Linked DNA regions of Homo sapiens: region 1 is linked to region 2. A link is a loop called in an ENCODE intact Hi-C map of the cell type or tissue named here. Cell type or tissue: ovary. All regions are shown on one strand. Each heading gives the region's core, and the rest is flanking DNA. Links, peaks and the distances in the headings are about the cores only.

What was found. Peaks named below come from ENCODE experiments on the same cell type or tissue, not always from the same donor. Only the 100,000 strongest peaks of a DNase experiment are listed, where the experiment ranks them.
Region 1: it touches region 2 in a loop (2.9-fold over the local background); 2 of 110 quality-filtered maps call a loop at or near these places.

What each region holds. Positions count from the first base shown.
Region 1 is chr17:77,230,962-77,239,295 of GRCh38, forward strand. No RefSeq gene overlaps it. Among named protein-coding and RNA genes, the nearest start is that of LACAT1, 19 kb to the right of the region's middle. RefSeq lists enhancers at 2,262-3,461, 4,586-4,880. In ovary, for the core only: no CTCF peak of the experiment used is centred there; DNase peaks (open chromatin) are centred at 4,491 and 4,760; H3K4me3 peaks cover 610 bases; H3K27ac peaks cover 355 bases.
Region 2 is chr17:77,170,427-77,178,760 of GRCh38, forward strand. The region is part of intron 3 of SEC14L1 (SEC14 like lipid binding 1); the gene reads left to right. Among named protein-coding and RNA genes, the nearest start is that of SEC14L1, 34 kb to the left of the region's middle. In ovary, for the core only: no CTCF peak of the experiment used is centred there; no DNase peak of the experiment used is centred there.

The sequences.
Region 1 (8,334 bases), core at 120-8,119, 60 kb after region 2:
TTGCGAAGAAGGCGTCTGCTTCCCCTTCTGCCGTGAGTGTAAGTTTCCTGAGGTCTCCCCAGCCATGTGGAACTGTGAGTCAATTAAACCTCCCTGGCTGATAAATTACCTAGTCTCGGGTAGTATCTTTATGGCAGTGTGGAAATGGACTAATACAGCAGGTGATCTGGGAATGGAGGGGAAATACTTCTGGGAATGTCACTGATCTAAAACCTGTCTGTAGTGGGGTTGGATGACGAGCCACGCTGGTGAACCGATTTCCTGATCCTCAGGGATTCCTGCAGGGGTGGCCCAGGTTCCTGCTCTAGGACATGGGGATGTATGGGCCCGCTTGTCTGGTTCCAGCCTTTGGGGCCTGCTGAGATTTGCTGGGGCCGCAGGAAGAGGAGCAGTTGGCTTCTTGCTTGAGAACTTTTCAAGAACATTTTCAGGGTGTAGATGAGTGAAGGACCCACATGCTGCTGTGCTCCTAGTTTATGAACTACTGATCTTTGCTGACTCTATGGAGAGAGCAATGGATGGAAGGGATGGAAGGCCCTTTGCTTTTGAAAGCAAAATAGAGAACATCTGAGCTATGCAAGAAGAGCAAGGACAGGGACCTATTGTAATTCTGTGCACGGCCCCCTCTTGACATTCTCCACTCCTGTGGAATTTGGTTTTACGACCACAGGACTAAGCTAATTAGGACTTAGCTGAGGAGATGGGCCGTGTTTCCCTGTGCTCAGATGGTGACGGTGTTGTGCACCTTCTCTTGCCACAAGATCCAGAGTCAATGAAGACAGGACTCCAGAGTGTTTGCACAGAAGCCGGGTCTTCCAGCCAAAGTGGATTCTGTGTGATTACAAGTTTGCTAGTAATGCCACCCTGGTTTATTTATTTTAATTTATTTTATTTTTTTAAACAGCAAAACCAAAATGAAGCAATTGAATTGGGTTTCACAATAATGAAGGAAAAGCCTTGTGTCTATTTTGTTTGTTTGTTTGTTTGAGACGGAGTTTCGCTCTTGTTGCCCAGGCTGGAGTGCAGTGGCGCCATCTCGGCTCACTGCAACCTCCGCCTCCCAGGTTCAAGCGATTATTCTCCTGCCTCAGCCTCCCGAGTAGCTGGGATTACAGGCACTGGCCACAATGCCCGGCTAATTTTTTTGGTATTTTTAATAGAGATGGGTTTTCACCATGTTGGCCAGGCTGGTCTCGAACTCCTGACCTCAGGTGATCCGCCCACCTCAGCCTCCCAAAGTGCTGGGATTACAGGTGTGAGCCACCACGCCCAGCCCTTGTGTCTGTTTTTTAATTAAAATTTTGATGGAGATAATTGTAGATCCACATGCAATTGCAAGAAATCACACTGAGAAATTCCTTTGACCCTTTACTCATTTTCCGCCAATGGCAACATCTTGCAAAATTATAATTCGCTACCACAACCAGGCTATCAATGTTGGGACAATCCACCAGTCTTATTATTTATTTATTTATTGAGACAGAGTATCACTCTGTTGCCCAGGCTGGAGTGCAGTGACGTGATCTCAGCTCACTGCAACCTCCGCTTTCCAGGTTCAAGTGATTCTCCTGCTTCAGCCACCCGAGTAGCTGGGATTACAAGTGTGCAGCACCACGCCCAGCCAATTTTTGTATTTTTAGTAGAGACCGGGGTTTCGCCATGTTGGCCAGGCTGGTCTCGAACTCCTGACCTCAAGTGATCCACCTGCCTTGGCCTCCCAAAGTGCTGGGATTACAGGCATGAGCCACTGTGCCCAGTCCCAATTTTTTTTTGATGCCTGCTCCTTCTGAGGCAGGTGTACTGATTTTTATGTGGACGTAAACTTTCGTTTTTCCAGGCAGTACAATAGCCGCCGTGTCATGTGGTAGTTAGTTGCGTGTTTTGTTTGATAAGAAACTGCTGTCCTGGCGCAGTGGCTCACGCTTGTAATCCCAGCACTTTGGGAGGCCAAGGCAGGAGGGTCACATGAGCTCAGGAGTTTGAGACCAGCCTGGGCAACATGGTGAAATCCCATCTTTACTAAAAATACAGAAAATTAGTCAGGCATGGTGGCATGTGCCTGTGGTCCCGGCTACTTAGGAGGCTGAGGTGGGAGGATCACTTGAGCCCAGGAGGTCAAGGTTGCAATAAGCCGACATCACACCACTGCACCCCAGCCTGGGTAACAAAGTGGGATCCCGTCTCAAAAAAAGAAAAGAAACTGCCAGACTGTTTTCCAGAGTAACTGTACTGTTCCCGCCAGCAGTGTGTGCGTGATCTTATTTCTCTGCATCCTCATTAGCATTTGGTGTTGCCACCATTTTTTGTTTCAGCCGTTCTGATAGTTAACGCAGTGATATCTTATTGTAGTCGTAATGTGAATTTCCCTAATGGCTCACGATATTGAACGTCTTTTCACGTGCTTATTTGCCATCCGTATATCCTTTTTGGTAAAATATTTCATATCTCTTGCCCATGTTCTAATTACATTCTTTGATGCTTTTCTGTTGAATTACACTGAGGGAGGTAAGGGAACCAGCCAAGCAGATTCCCTGGAGAAGAACATTCCAGAAAGAGAGAAGAGCTAATTTAAAGGCCATGAGACAGGAGTTCAGGGTGTTCAAGATAAAGCACCAGAGTCAGTGTAGCCGGGCGAGTGAGCTGCGGGAGAGGGAGGCACATTCACCAAATAATTCATGGCCACCCCCATAACCGGCCCCGCTACAGACAGGCGGCACCGCGCAGTTGGCCCAGGCCCCCACGACGGGAAGGAACGTGGGCCACTCCTGGGCAGAGGCATGAGGAACAGGTGAGCGATGCCTGGCCTGCCTTCTGCTTCTTGATGATGGCTGGAGGCCACGCATTGAGTTTGTTGAAACAAGATTGTGGCAGCCTGGATGGGTGAGTCACCGCGTGGAGCCGCTGCTGCTCTGGGGAGCTGCCTGGCTCGCTCTGGACTTAGCGTGAGCGAGAAGTAAATCTGTAGTGTATCGTGTCTTGGAGACATCAGGGCTTATTTGTCACCACTGCAAAAATGAGTTCATTCTGACAAATACAGGGATGAGGTCAGCAAAATGAGTTCATTCTGACAAATACAGGGATGAGGTCAGCAAAAATGAGTTCATTCTGACAAATAGAGGGATGAGGTCAGCAAAAATGAGTTCATTCTGACAAATACAGGGATGAGGTCAGCGGGACTTGGCGGGTGTGGGGGGCCGGTCAGGTCCTGCAAGGCCTTATGGGTCTTGGTAAGGACACCAGCTTTTTGGCTTGAGTTCTGAGTGAGATGGGAAACAGCTGCCTTTTCTCATTTGACTTTGACTTCCTCCCCTCAACCCCACCTGCTGCAATGAAAGTCGTAATATTTATGAGGTCAAAGGTATTCTCTTTCTCAGTAGCCTCTGGGTTTTGTATCAGCTTGGAAACGACTTTTGCATGTTTAATTCTCCTCCTACCTTTTTTTCTCGTACTTTCATGGCTTTTTAAAATTTTATTTTTATTTTGTTTAGAGGCAGAGTCTCACTCAAGGCTGGAGTGCAGTGGTGCCATCTCGGCTCACTGCAACCTTCCCCTCCGAGTTCAAGTGATTGTCGTGCCTCAGCCTCCCAAGTAGCTGGGATTACAGGCACGTGCCATGATGCCCAGCTAATTTTTGTATCTTTAGTAGAGACAGGGTTTCACTGCGTTGGCCAGGCTGGTCTCGAACTCAAGTGATCCTCCTGCCTCGGCCTCCCAAAGTGCTGGGATTACAGGCGTGAGCCACCGCACCCGGCCTTCATGGCTTTATTTTTTTACACTGAAATCTCTGATGCATCTGGTGGGTTTTGTGTAAGGAGTGAGGTCGAGCTTTTAATGAGTCCTAAATGGTCCTCTAGATTCAGTGTCTGCATGACAAAGCTTATGGCCAGCTCTTTGAAACTCTGGAGAAACCCTTTAGGGAACTGATGCTGGGTCTAGGGTGGGAAGGGCATCGGGGTGGTGAGAGGAGCCCCAGCAGATCACCAGGGAGGGCCAGGGCCGGCTGGGTGGCTGCCTGGGACAATTAGACAATTATGAGGAGTGTGGTGGCCAGGCGTGGTGGCTCATGCCCGTAATCCCAGTACTCTGGGAGGCCAAAGCGGGTGCATCACCTGAGGTTAGGAGTTCGAGGCCAGCCTGGCCAACATGGTGAAAACTCCTCTCTACAAAAAATTAGCTGGGTGTGGTGATGGGCACCTGTAATCTCAGCTACTTGGGAGGCTGAGACAGGAGAATCACTCGAACCTGGGAGGCGGAGGTTGCAGTGAGCGGAGATCACACCATTGCACTCAAGCCTGGGCAACAAGCGCGAAACTGTCTCCAAAAGAAAAAAAAAAGGAGTGTGGAAATAACCCAGGAATAAAAAAAACACAGTGCTAACATCACATTGTGTAGCCCCAGCGTGAAGGGGTTTTTGGCCACCACAGGGAGCAGAATGTCCTTTGGTGGACATGACAAGAGTCTTTTCTGAGGCACCCTGTCTGCGGCACAGCTGCCTGGGTGCCCGAGGAACAGCCCTGTGTCAGCATTTAGTCCGCTGAAACATGCAGCTAAATAACCAGCCGGCTGTCTTCCGAGAACAAGTGATTTATTTTTATTGCTTCATTTTTAAACACTTCAACATGCCTCCCAAGAAGCTGTGTGGTTTGGAAAAGCGTAAGAGAAAGCTGAAGAGAAAATGCAAGCTGGAGAAAAGTGGGGATGCTTTGCTGACACATTCTTCCGGAAACCAGCTCGGCTCTGCCAGGCGTGTGTTTTTGGCCAGTGCCATTTCCGGGCCCCTGGAGTTGATGGACATTTCCTGTGCGGGGTCTGATTCCCACTACAGATTTGAAAGAGGCATGCAGATTTTTATTTTAAAAAAAACTAAATAGAACCTGGTAGCCAGACATGGTGGCGCGAGCCTGCAGTCTCAGCTACTTATGAGACTGAGGTGGAAGAATCGCTTGAGCCCAGGATGTGGAGGTTGTAGCGAGCCAAGATTGCAGCACTGCACTCCAGCCTAGGTGACAGAACAAGAGACCCTCTCTCAAAAAACAAACAGGCTGGGCATGGTGGCTCATGCCCATAATCCCAGCAGTTTGGGAGACTGAGACAGGTGCATCACCTGAGGTCAGGAATTCGAGACCAGCCTGGCCAACATGGCGAAACCCCCTCTACTAAAAATACAAAAATTAGCCAGGCGTGGTGGCAGGCGCCTGTAATCCCAGCTGCTCAGGAGGCTGAGGCAGGAGAATTGATTGAACCTGGGAGGCGGAGGTTGCAGTGAGCCGAGATTGTGCCACTGCACTCCAGCCTGGGTGACAAGACCGAAACTGCGTCTCAAGAAAAAAACAAAAAACAAAACAAAAGCCCAAAACAAAAAACCCAAAATAAAAAAAACAAACTAAAGAATATTGGTTTTTCTGTCTCTCAAAATATGTAGTGAACATCTCTCAATCTAAGGGGCATTGTAGTGTTAGCCAGCTGAGGTAAAAAGGCAAGACCCATTCGTCTCCAAGTGTCCTAGCTGGGGCTCTTAAAGAACCAGCAAGGCCAGGTGCAGTGGCTCATGCCTGTAATCACAGCACTTTGGAAGGCCAAGGTGGGAGGATCATTTGAGCCCAGGAGTTCAAGACCAACCTGGGCAACATAGGGAGACTTTGTCGCTACCAAAAAAATACAAAAAAATTAGCCGGCCATGGTGGCATATGCCTGTAGTCCCAGCTATTTGGGAGGCTGAGGTGGGAGGATTGCTTGAGCCTGGGAGGTCAAGGCTGCAGGGAGCTGTGATGGCACCACTGCACTCCAGAGAGAGACCCTGTGTCAAAAAAGAAAGAAAGAAGGAAGGAAAATGAAGGAAGGAAAAAAAAGGAAGGAAAGAAAGGAGAGAGAAAGAAAAGAGAGAGAAAGAAAACAGAAGAGAAAAGAGGCTGGGTGCAGTGGCTCATGCCTGTAATCCCAGCACTTTGGGAGGCTGATGCGGGCGGATCACCTGAGGTCAGGAGTTCAAGACCAGCCTGGCCAACGTGGCGAAACCCCATCTGTACTAAAAATACAAAAATTAGCTAGGCATGGTGGCAGGCGCCTATAATCCTAGCTACTAGGGAGGCTGAGGCAGAATTGCTTGAACCCAGGAGGCAGAGGTTGCAGTGAGCCAAGATCACACCACTGCATTCCAGCCTGGGTGACAGAGCAAGACTACGTCTCAAAAAAAAAAAAAAAAAAAAAAAAAGGAAAAGAAAGAAAGAGACTGATTTAGTGATTTAGTTTGGCTCTATGTTCCCACCCAAGTCTCATCTCCAATTGTGATCCCCATAATTCCCATGTGTTGAAGGGGGGACCTGGTGGGAGGTGATTGGGTCATGGCAGCGGTTCCCCTATACCGTTCCCGAGATAGTGAGTGAGTTCTCAGATGATCTGATGGTTTTATAAGGGCCTCTTCCTCCTTCGCTCATTCACTCTCTCTTGCCTGCTGCCATGTAAGACATGCCTTTGCTTCTCTCTTGCTTTCTGCCATGATTGTAAGTCTCATGAGGCCTCCCCAGCCATGTGGAACTGTGAGTCAATTAAACCTCTTTCCTTTATAAATTACCCAGTGTCAGGTATTTCTTTAGAGCAGTGTGAGAACGGACTCATACAGAAACCAAAAAGAAGGCAGAATGGAGGAAAGACAGCAGGTCCAGGACTTGGTCACCTTGATGCCCCAGTGTGACCTTTTGTCCCACTGAGTTCCCAGCGCTGGCTGTCACATGCTCAGGGCTCAGCCATCTGCTCCTCATGCAATCTCCAGTGTTTGCAGAGCAGGAGGATGTTTCCAAGGAAATCCTACTGGAATATCACCAGAGTTCCCTGGAAGGCATCAGGGACAGTGGTGAGCTTGGCAGTGAGCCTTCTCCACCTCCCTAGTTCAGGTCCTGCCCACCGAGAGTTAGGGACGGTCTTGGTGCTGTTGGGCCGTCCTGACCACCGTGGCAGCCAGCAATGGGCTGGGTTTGTCTATGGCAGGTTTCTCAGCAGGCACGGCTGACATGCTGTGCAGGGTCATTCTCTGCGGGGGGAGCCGTCCTGTGTGCACTCTAGGATGTTTAGCAGCGTCTCTGGCCTCTACCCACCAGATGCCACTAGCACCCACCCAGCTGTGACAACCAACAATGTCTCCAGACACTGTTTTTTTTTTTTTGTTTTTTCAAGACGGAGTCTTGCTCTGTCACCCGGGCAGAAGTGCAGTGGTATGATCTCAGCTCACTGCAACCTCCACCTCCTGGGTTGGGTTCAAGCGATTCTCCTGCCTCAGCCTCCCGAGTAGCTGTGATTACAGGCACCCACCACCACGCCTGGCTAATTTTTAAATTTTTAGTAGAGAAAGGGTTTCACCATGTTGGCCAGGCTGGTCTCGAACTCCTGATCTCAAGTGATCCTCCCAACTCGGCCTCCCAAAGTGCTAGGATTGCAGGTGTGAGCCACCGTGTCCAGCCAGACACTGTTTAATGTTCCCCATGTGGGCAAAACTGCCCCTAGCTGAGAATCATTGATCTAAACTAGCACTTTTATGACTGAGAGGATGAAACTGAGGCCCGGAAAGGTTAAGACACTTGACTGAAGTCACACAGTGAGCCCCTGGGATGGAGCTGGGGCTGGGCCCCTAGCACAAGCTCCCAGATTGGGGCTCCATCTTCGGAAATGGGGCAGCAGGTGTGGTGTGCGTGATTCTGATGAAAGATGAGACTGGAATCCACCTAAGGTTGAAATCTCCCACAGACGACCCTGAGATCACAATGCTCAGACAGGACAGACATTAATCTCCTTGGTGGTACAAAGAGCCAAGGTGATTCAATTCCAGGCCCCTGCAGAAGCTTTTTCCAAGGGCTTGGCAGGTGTAGACACTCTTCCACCAGATCCTGCCCTCGTTAGCATAATCTGAGCAGCTTCTCCTAAGATGGAAGGTCCACGCCCTGATGGGGCAGAGAACACAGGCTTCCAGATCAGGAACTGGGACTCTGGGGCCAGATGGCAAAGGGTTCACTTCTGAATAATGCCAGCATCCATCCTATTTCTCTCGCTTAGCTTTATGGTGGTGTCTTCATTGTCAATATAAAAAACACTTCAGGCCAGGCGCGGTGGCTCACGCCTGTAATCCCAGCACTTTGGGAGGTTGAGGCGGGCGGATCATGAGGTCAGGAGATCGAGACCATCCTGGCTAACCCGGTGAAACCCCGTCTCTACTAAAAATAGAAAAAATTAGCCAGGCGCAGTGGTGGGTGCCTGTAGTCCCAGCTACTCGGGAGGCTGAGGCAGGAGAATGTCCTGAACCCGGGAGGCGGAGTTTGCAGTGAGCCGAGATAGCGCCACTGCACT
Region 2 (8,334 bases), core at 234-8,233:
GGACGTAATCTCTGGGCTGGTGATGATGGCCTGCAAATTCAAGGGGTGCAGTTTGTGCTAAAAGGCCTTGAGTCCTAAGAGAGGAAAGGGTGGAAGACAGACCTGATACATAGTTTTTGAGAAATTCATCCTTTGTTTCAAAAGTGGGAATGTCAGTATTAGAGTTTAAGTAAGGCAGTCCATAAAGCATTTCATAAGGAGAGAGGCCAGTGTCCTTTTGCGGGGCTGTTTGGACTCTGAACAGGGCAATAGGAAGGCATTTTGTCCGAGGTAGCTGGGTTTTTAAAATTAGTTGGGTTAAATGATTTTTTAAAGTTTGGTTCATTCTTTCTACTTTTCCTGATGAGGGTGGATGCCTTGGTGTATGATATTCCCATTTTATTCCTAGTGCTTGAGTGAGCCCTTTAATAACGAGGGCAGTGAATTGGGTTCTATTGTCTGAATCAGTGTTTTCTATAATTCCAAACCTAGGTATAATTTGTTTTAATAAGGTTTTAACTACATGTTTAGCTGTTGTGTTTGGGAAAGGGATGGCCTCTACCCAGTGGGTGAGATGATCTACTATTATTAATAAATAGTTAACATGGCCTACTGGGGGCATTTCAGTGTAATGAATTTGAATTTTTTGGAATGGCGTTAACCCTGAGTTTTTTCCCCCAAGGGCTTGCATCTTATTTGTTGATTTATTAGTTTTTTTTGCATATTATACAACTATCCACAATTTACCTAGCAAGGGTATAGATTTCTATACACCCATAAACTCCGAGAGCGGCATCACACATAGCCTGGGGACCCCAGTGAGTTCCTTGATGGAGTTGAGACAACATCCCTCTTATGAGAGGTTTAGGCAACATTTCCCTCTCATCTGGTAATATTCGTTTTTCTTCTGAGCTTTCTTTGGCTCCTATTTCATTTAACTTTTCTTGTTTGTTATGGGAAAAGACGGGGACTGTGGCTGGGGGAGGGAGACAAGGAGTTAAATGGAAAATGGGTTCCCGTTGGGGAAGAGGCAGCTTGCTTGGCTATTTGGTCAGCAAGATTATTCCCTCAGCTTCTAAAGGAAAGATTTCTTTGATACCTGGGACGTGAACAACAGCTATTTGTTCTGGCAACTATAGATTTTCTAATACTTGAATTATTATGTCCCTGTGGACTAAGTTACTGTTAATGAGGCCTTGCTCTGTTCAAATTTTTCCAAGGTGTGGACCACTCCAAAAGCATACTTGGAGTCTGTATAAATAGTTCCTTCCTGGTTTTGCAGAAATTTTAAGGCTTGATTTAATGCAAACAGCTCACATGTTTGCGCAGAGCAGGTGCAGACCCGTTATTAGGTAATCTTCCCGATTTTATTTCTGTGAGGATATCTCCGTTTACTACTGAGTACCCGTTATGCCTTTTTTCTTTTATTACTTGCCTCGATTTCCTTCTTTTGACCATACATCTGGATGGATGTATCCTTTATCTAGGGTAGTGAGCAAATTTAGGGAGGGGAGGAATTTTTCTTGGTTAACATAGAGGTCTGGGTTTAATTTTAGCATTAAATCTCTTCCTAAATAGGTTTGTTCCTGCCTCCGGGATTAACAGAAGTTTAATATTTACTGAGCGGTCCTTATATTTAATTTCTGTTTCTTCTAAGATTTTTGCTTTAAACCCCTCTTCTTTTACTCCCGAAATAAAAAGTTTTTCCTGTGAACAAGTTACACCAGGGGGAAGATAACAAACTGAGGAGCGAGCAGCTCCTGAATCAATGAAAAAGGTGATAAGCTCAGGTTTGGGTCCCACCTCTAAATTTATCAAGGGCTCTTGGTGGGACTTGAGGTAAAAAAAAGAGTGGAGCCCTTGACCGCCGTATTCTTCCTCCAAGGTCATGAGTAGAATGACTTCTTTCTCTTTTTCCCATCTGGGACATTCCTTTTTAAAGTGGCCTATTTTTCCACACTTGAAGCATTTGTTTTGCCCTTTTCCCTCTCTACTTTTGGGTTCTTTGGCTGTGCTGTTTTATAGCCTTTATATGGCCTGGAAAGTGGGGGCTTAAGTTCTTTATAGGTTTTGGCCCCTGAGTGTTCTGTTGTGGGGCGGACAGCATGATCCTTGCTTTTTGTTTTTGCTTTTCTTTTCCTCGTCTTTTCGTACATATACCTTTTGAGCGTCTCTCAAAAGCTGCTCTATAGATTTATCTTTCCAGTTCTCTATTTTCTATAACGTGTTTTGTGATGTCTGGCCAACTATTGGTAACAAAATGGAGCTTTAACATCCCCTGCCCAAGAGGGTCTTCTAAACCTAGACCTGCATATATCCTCGCTTGCTCCTTGAGCCTTTCTAAGAACTCTGTAGGTCCTTCATCCTTCCCTTGTTGTATATAGAAAGCTTTGGGAATGTTTTGGATGCGGAATACAGATTTTTGAGTTCCTTTAATTATCAGTTCTCCAAGGTCTTGCATATTCCTCCAGTAGGCTGCGTTGTTACTATCCCATTGAGGATCTGTGGCCGCAAGTTTTTGCTCAGCTGCTGGGACGTTCTGACCTGGGGGATGCTCACGTTCCCAAATTGTCATAGCAGCCCTGCGAATCATGCTCCTGTCTTCTCCTAAAAAGCGAATACCTAGGATAGACATTAGCTCAGCCCAAGTATATATCTGGGGTCTGAGAAATTGATTAATCTGGTCAGCCACTATATAAGGGTCACTTAAGAGTGGTTTGAGCTCCCTTTGTAGGTTTCGGACCTCTGAGCTAGTTAATGGAGCATTTAGCCTCCTCTGAGGGGCACTTCCCTTAAGGGGAAGAGAGTTGGAGCTAACTCTTTAGAAGTGGTGGGGAAAGGGAAGTTTTGAATATCCTTTTTACATTGTTCTGTCTCGCACCGAAGTCTTCCTGGGGGAGGGCCCTGAGGCTGGGAATGATTCCAGGAGTTAGGATTATAAAGAGGGGGCACAACGTGAGTCGGGGGAAGGGTCCAGGGCGGCTGCCTGAGGGGGAGGGAGGTGAGAGGTATCTGGCTGAGGCAGATGGTCTAAAGGATCCCATGTGGGTTGCTTAGGGGTGGGGGCCTTAGTTTCTATAGGGTAAGTAGTTTCTGGCTTATTCTTACTGGCTTTGAGGGGGTAGAGGTGGACAGGCCCCTGCCGTCAGCACAGGGCATAGCGTATCTCCTCCTGAGGGACAGGACTCTTGTTATTCACATACTCTATTAAAAGTTGACAAATCCAATCCTCATTTGACCCAAACTGTAGCCAGAAAACTGATGGTTTGAGGATAGTTTCCTTAGTCCAAATAAAACAACAGTATTTTATCATTTGTTGCTTTTTCTTATTTTTAGTCCTTTCATTATCTTTCCAGTATTTTAGCAGGAGACCTAAGGGGCTGTCCCGGGAAATTCTATTGTCTTGCTTGGGGTATTTCGCATCCTGGAGAAGGTGTTTTTTTGAGTTTGTGAGGCTCAACCTCTCTTACTAGAGATTTCTTGCACCCTTTCTTTTTTTCTTTTTTTTTTTTTAAGGTGGAGTCTTGCTCTGTTGCCCAGGCAGGAGTGCAATGGCACGATCTCCGCTCACTGCAGCCTCTGCCTCCTGGGTTCAAGCGATTCTTCTGCCTCAGCCTCCCAAGTAGCTGGGACTACAGGCACACACCACCACACCTGGCTAATTTTTTGTATTTTATTTATTTATTTATTTCCTTGGTAGAGATGGGGTTGCACCATGTTGGCCAGGCTGGTCTTGAACTCCTGACCTTGTGATCTGCCTACCTCAGCCTCCCAAAGTGCTGGGATTACAGGCATGAGCCACTGCGCCTGGCCTCTTGCACTCTTTCTTTAGAGGCCCAACCCCCCTTACTTGAGATTTCTTGCATTCTTTTGCTTCTGCTTAATCCTTCTCTGGCTGCTTCCTTTGTGGGAATTTTCAGGTCCCCCTTAGCGTTGGTGGGTCGGTATGATCCCCCGACAGGCAAGACAGGCAAGCTGTCCTAAGCTGTATGAGGTGACCACGGAACCACAGATCCGGACTCCACACTCAATTGTGCGTCTCATTCACACACTTTCAACCTCCAGGATGTCCTGACCACCAAGGAAATACTGCACTGCCATTGTGTTTTTTCTTAACCTTTGTCTCTGCACAGAGTTACCTGGTCACTGTGGTATTTGTAGGCCTTTTTCTCCCGCGTTGCTAAGCGTCCGGGTTTATTCGTCACACCAGGTGGGTCTCGATCCCTAACCCTTGAGGCCACCACAACGAGGCAGTGGGACCTGTCTCCTCACGAGTGAGGACTGGAGACCCTTCCCCAGAGGAGAATGGGAATCCTGGATGGGCCCCCAGATTGTTGGGAACAAGTAAGCTGTGCTCAAGAGAAAAACTAGCACTGAGACAAAGGATTTCTCAGCAAGGCAATTTACTTTTGCAGAAGGGTGCCGCCTGCATCTGTTACGACTGCAAGAGCACACTGAACAAAGGAGGGAAGGGGTTTTTATCCCTAACGCAGTTCCTGTCGGTGTCCTTCCCCTGTTGGCTAGGATTGGACTGTACAATCTAAACTGATCCCAGTTGGCTAAGACTTAAAACTTTTTTGAATAGGATAAACGCATGATTTGTAAGAGAAAGAGGGGATAGGAGCAGTCTGTCTGTTACAGTACAAGGTATGTCTGGACTTGTGTGAGCATGTCAGGGCACAACAAGAGCAGGAGGGTTGTTTGCAGGCCAGAAACAAGAGAGTATAAGGAGGTTGGGCTTCTGAACAAAGAACAAGGACGTTACACAGTTAAACCCTTTGAAGAGGAATTCATCATCTCTGGCGCTAGTATTGTTGCAGGATTCAGGAGGACGAGAGAGAGATCTCGGGTTAAAACAGGAGAATCTTTTATTGAGTGCACTCAGGCCCAGCAGATTCACACCCAAAGGTTGGGCTCAGAACAAAGACAGCACTTGACTTTTATACACACTTCACAGAAGGGGGTGGGCTAGCTAAAGCAAGCTTATAGTGGCGTGAAAGCAGGGATACAGAGGTGGGACAAAGACAGTTAATTAAATCGTTACAGGTTCATAACTCAGGATTGCACATAACTGTTGCTATGCAACCCAGATGTCCGTTATCTGTGTTTGCCTAGGCATGGACTTATCCTATAACCTTCACTGTGGTGCCCGGGCAGCTGTAGTTCCGGCCTACTCAGGCTTTTCATGACCTTCATTGTATTTCTTAGATAAAACAATACTTGAAGTCACTAGTTACAGAGAACAGGAATCTATAAACTCATTCTATAAAACAAAGAAAAATTTGTTTTTTCTTCTCCCTGTGTTGAGGGAGTGCTGGGAAAGTCTCCAGAGCACATTAGATAATATTATCAAGACTTTTCCTGGGTCTCGGCTGTGCCTGTTGCTGCCTCTGGGACAAATCAGCCTAATACAGGAAAACTTATTTCTCTTTCTTTTAAATTTTATTTTTCTTTAATTTCCGGCCTCCGTGTAGCTGAGCCCAGGGCTTTTTATGGGCTCAGAATAGGGAGTGTGTGCTGATTGGTTTGTGAGTATGCAAAAAAGGTTAAAGTGAAGACACCACTCAAAGGTGGGCATGATAGTGTAGAAAACCAATTAGGAGACTGGACATGGTGGCTCATGCCTGTAATCCCAGCACTTTGGGAGGCCAGGGTAGGTGGATCACCTGAGGTCAGGAGTTTGAGACCAGCCTGACCAACATGGTGAAACCCTGTCTCTACTAAAAAGGCAAAAATTAGCTGAGCGTGGTGCTGCACACCTGTAATCCCAGCTACTCAGGAGGCTGAGGCAGGAGAATCACTCAAACCCAGCAGGCAGAGGTTGCAGCGAGCCGAGATCATGCTATTACACTCCAGCTTGGGCAATAAGAGCGAAACTCAGTCTTGAAAAAAAAAAAGTAAACCAATTAGGAAAGGATAGGTATATGTAAAATAGGTGAAAGACGGATCAATCAGAGGAAACTGTGCCAAATGAGAAGGTGGGTTCTCAGTCCCGTGTGAGGATTTACCCAGGACTCTCTCCAGATTGAAGGTTGGATTTCACTGGGGACCTGCTCCTGTCTGCCTAGGCATTTGTCTGCCTCCTGCCTCTATCAGTATGTTTGTTAAAATTGATGAACTAATATTGACAACATTATTTTTTCCCCACTGGATGTCTCTTACACAATAATTATGGTTTTTTGTTTGTTCGTTTGTTTTTGAGACAGAGTCTCGCTCTGTTGTCCAGGCTGGAGTGCAATGGCAGAGTCTTGGCTCACTGCATCCTCCACCTCCCAGGTTCAAGTGATTCTCCTGCCTCAGCCTTCTGAGTAGCTGGGATTACAGGTGCCTACCACCATGCCCGGCTAGTTGTTGTATTTTTAGTAGAGACGGGGTGTCTCCATGTTGTTCAGAGTGTTCTTGAACTCCCAACCTCAGGTGATCCGCCCACCTTGACCTCCCAAAGTGCTGGGATTACAGGCGTGAGCCCCTGCACCTGGCCAATTATGTTATTTTTAACTAGAATCTGTAGTTTAGGTTCACTCTGTGTTGTACATGTCTTTGGATTTTGACGATGCAACTTTACACATCCTTAGAAATCCTTCTGATTAAGAATGAAGCAAAGACATTTTTTCTTCAACTTAAGTTTATTATTTTTTCAAATGGTTACTAAGTTATTAGGACATAAATGCTTTTTAAATTGTTTGGACATAGTAACTTAATAAATCATCAATTTTTTTGGTCTTGAGGCACCATGAAAGTTACTGAGACATCAAGGAACACATGTGACAGTGCTGAAGGACAAATGTACCCAGATGAGCTGGTCAGGAATGTCTGAGATGATTATGTTCAGGACAGTGAGCAAATTTAAAACATAGAGCCCCCGGGCTGATGTCTGAGATGTCCGTATTGAGATCGTTCAGAAATGTAACAGACAGTAGAATAATGATGGGCCTTATTTTTCTAATTTAAATTTAAATGCAAAAGATACAATTGATCAGGCATACTAGATTATACTTTGAATTTCATTTGAAAGCTCAGTAACTCTATGTCAGCCTATTAAATAGTGTTAACAAAAGTTTCCAGGTAGTCTTGGCTGGAAATTCTTGAAGAAGAATACATTAAAAGTACTTTAAGAGAAAATATTCCAGAAGACCTTGTTAAACCAGTTTTAGCTATGGTTAGTTGCATGTATGTTAGTTTCAGCAAGGAGAGAGGGAATAGTGTTTGTCTTTAACTAGAACAATCTGAAACTGACCCCCTCTTAAAACATTATATCTAATGCTAGATCTGAATAGTAGTCTTGCTTTAGCCAAATGTAGACATGCTAGTGTTTTAGCAGATGATTATTTTTCTTTTGAGCATAATTTTTTGTTTTTATTCTTGTTTTGTGCTTATAGCAGTGGTTCAAAACTTAGAAGCTGTAATCCTCTGCTGGATACTGTGAAATAACTGACATATACCTAGTTCTTTTGTATGGACCAGGAACAATTTTGACAGGACACATGGCTGTCCTATGAAGAGTATAAAATCATAGCCACTGTCATTGGGGGACAGAGTTGGGGGTGTCACAGAGCTGTCAAATTAGGTTTGGTGGGTAATGCCCTAGTTCTTTGCTAAGATTTGCTTGCCTGCCCCTTTGTACTCGTGGCTTTTTCCCTTTCTTCCCCTCCCCCCCCCCTTTTTTTTTTGAGTGCAGTGTTCATGCACTAGCACTTGTTTCTAGGACCCAAAGGTTTAGGGAAATTTATGGCAGAAAATCTTAAAGCGGATGGAGCTGTATTTAGTAGCAGCTTCTCTTGCTCTTGAGGAGGAGACCGTCGTCAGTAATTTTGGTTCATAGCACTCCCATCCCACCTGCCACTCAGAGCTGCAAGAACACGGCCTTCCAGAATAGAGTCAAACACAGTGTGGGTGTCACTAACTTGAGTTATTTTAAGAGGTCAGGAAACAAACCTACTACTGTGTGTTTTTTGACATTATTTTAAAATATAATGTGGATAAATCAGATGAGTGACCTCTCTGTGGAATTAAAACTTTTTACGTGTGAAGTTTTTAATTTTGTGGGTAATTTTTTCAAGGTCCTTTAGAATTGTGTCACTGTTGCCTGCTAATAAAGTCATGTGAAGGTCTCTGTTAAAGCAGTGGTCCCCAGCCTTTTTGGCACCAGTGACTGGTTTTGTGGAAGACAGTTGTTCCACGGATTGTGGGGTGAAGGGGGATGGTTTCGGGACGAAACTCTTCCACCTCAGATCATCAGGCATTGGATTCTCTTACGGAGCATGCAGCTTACAGAGCGTGCAGCCTCAATCCCTTGTGTGTGCAGTTCACAATAGGGCTCTCACTCCTGTGAGAGTCTGATGCTGCCACTGATGT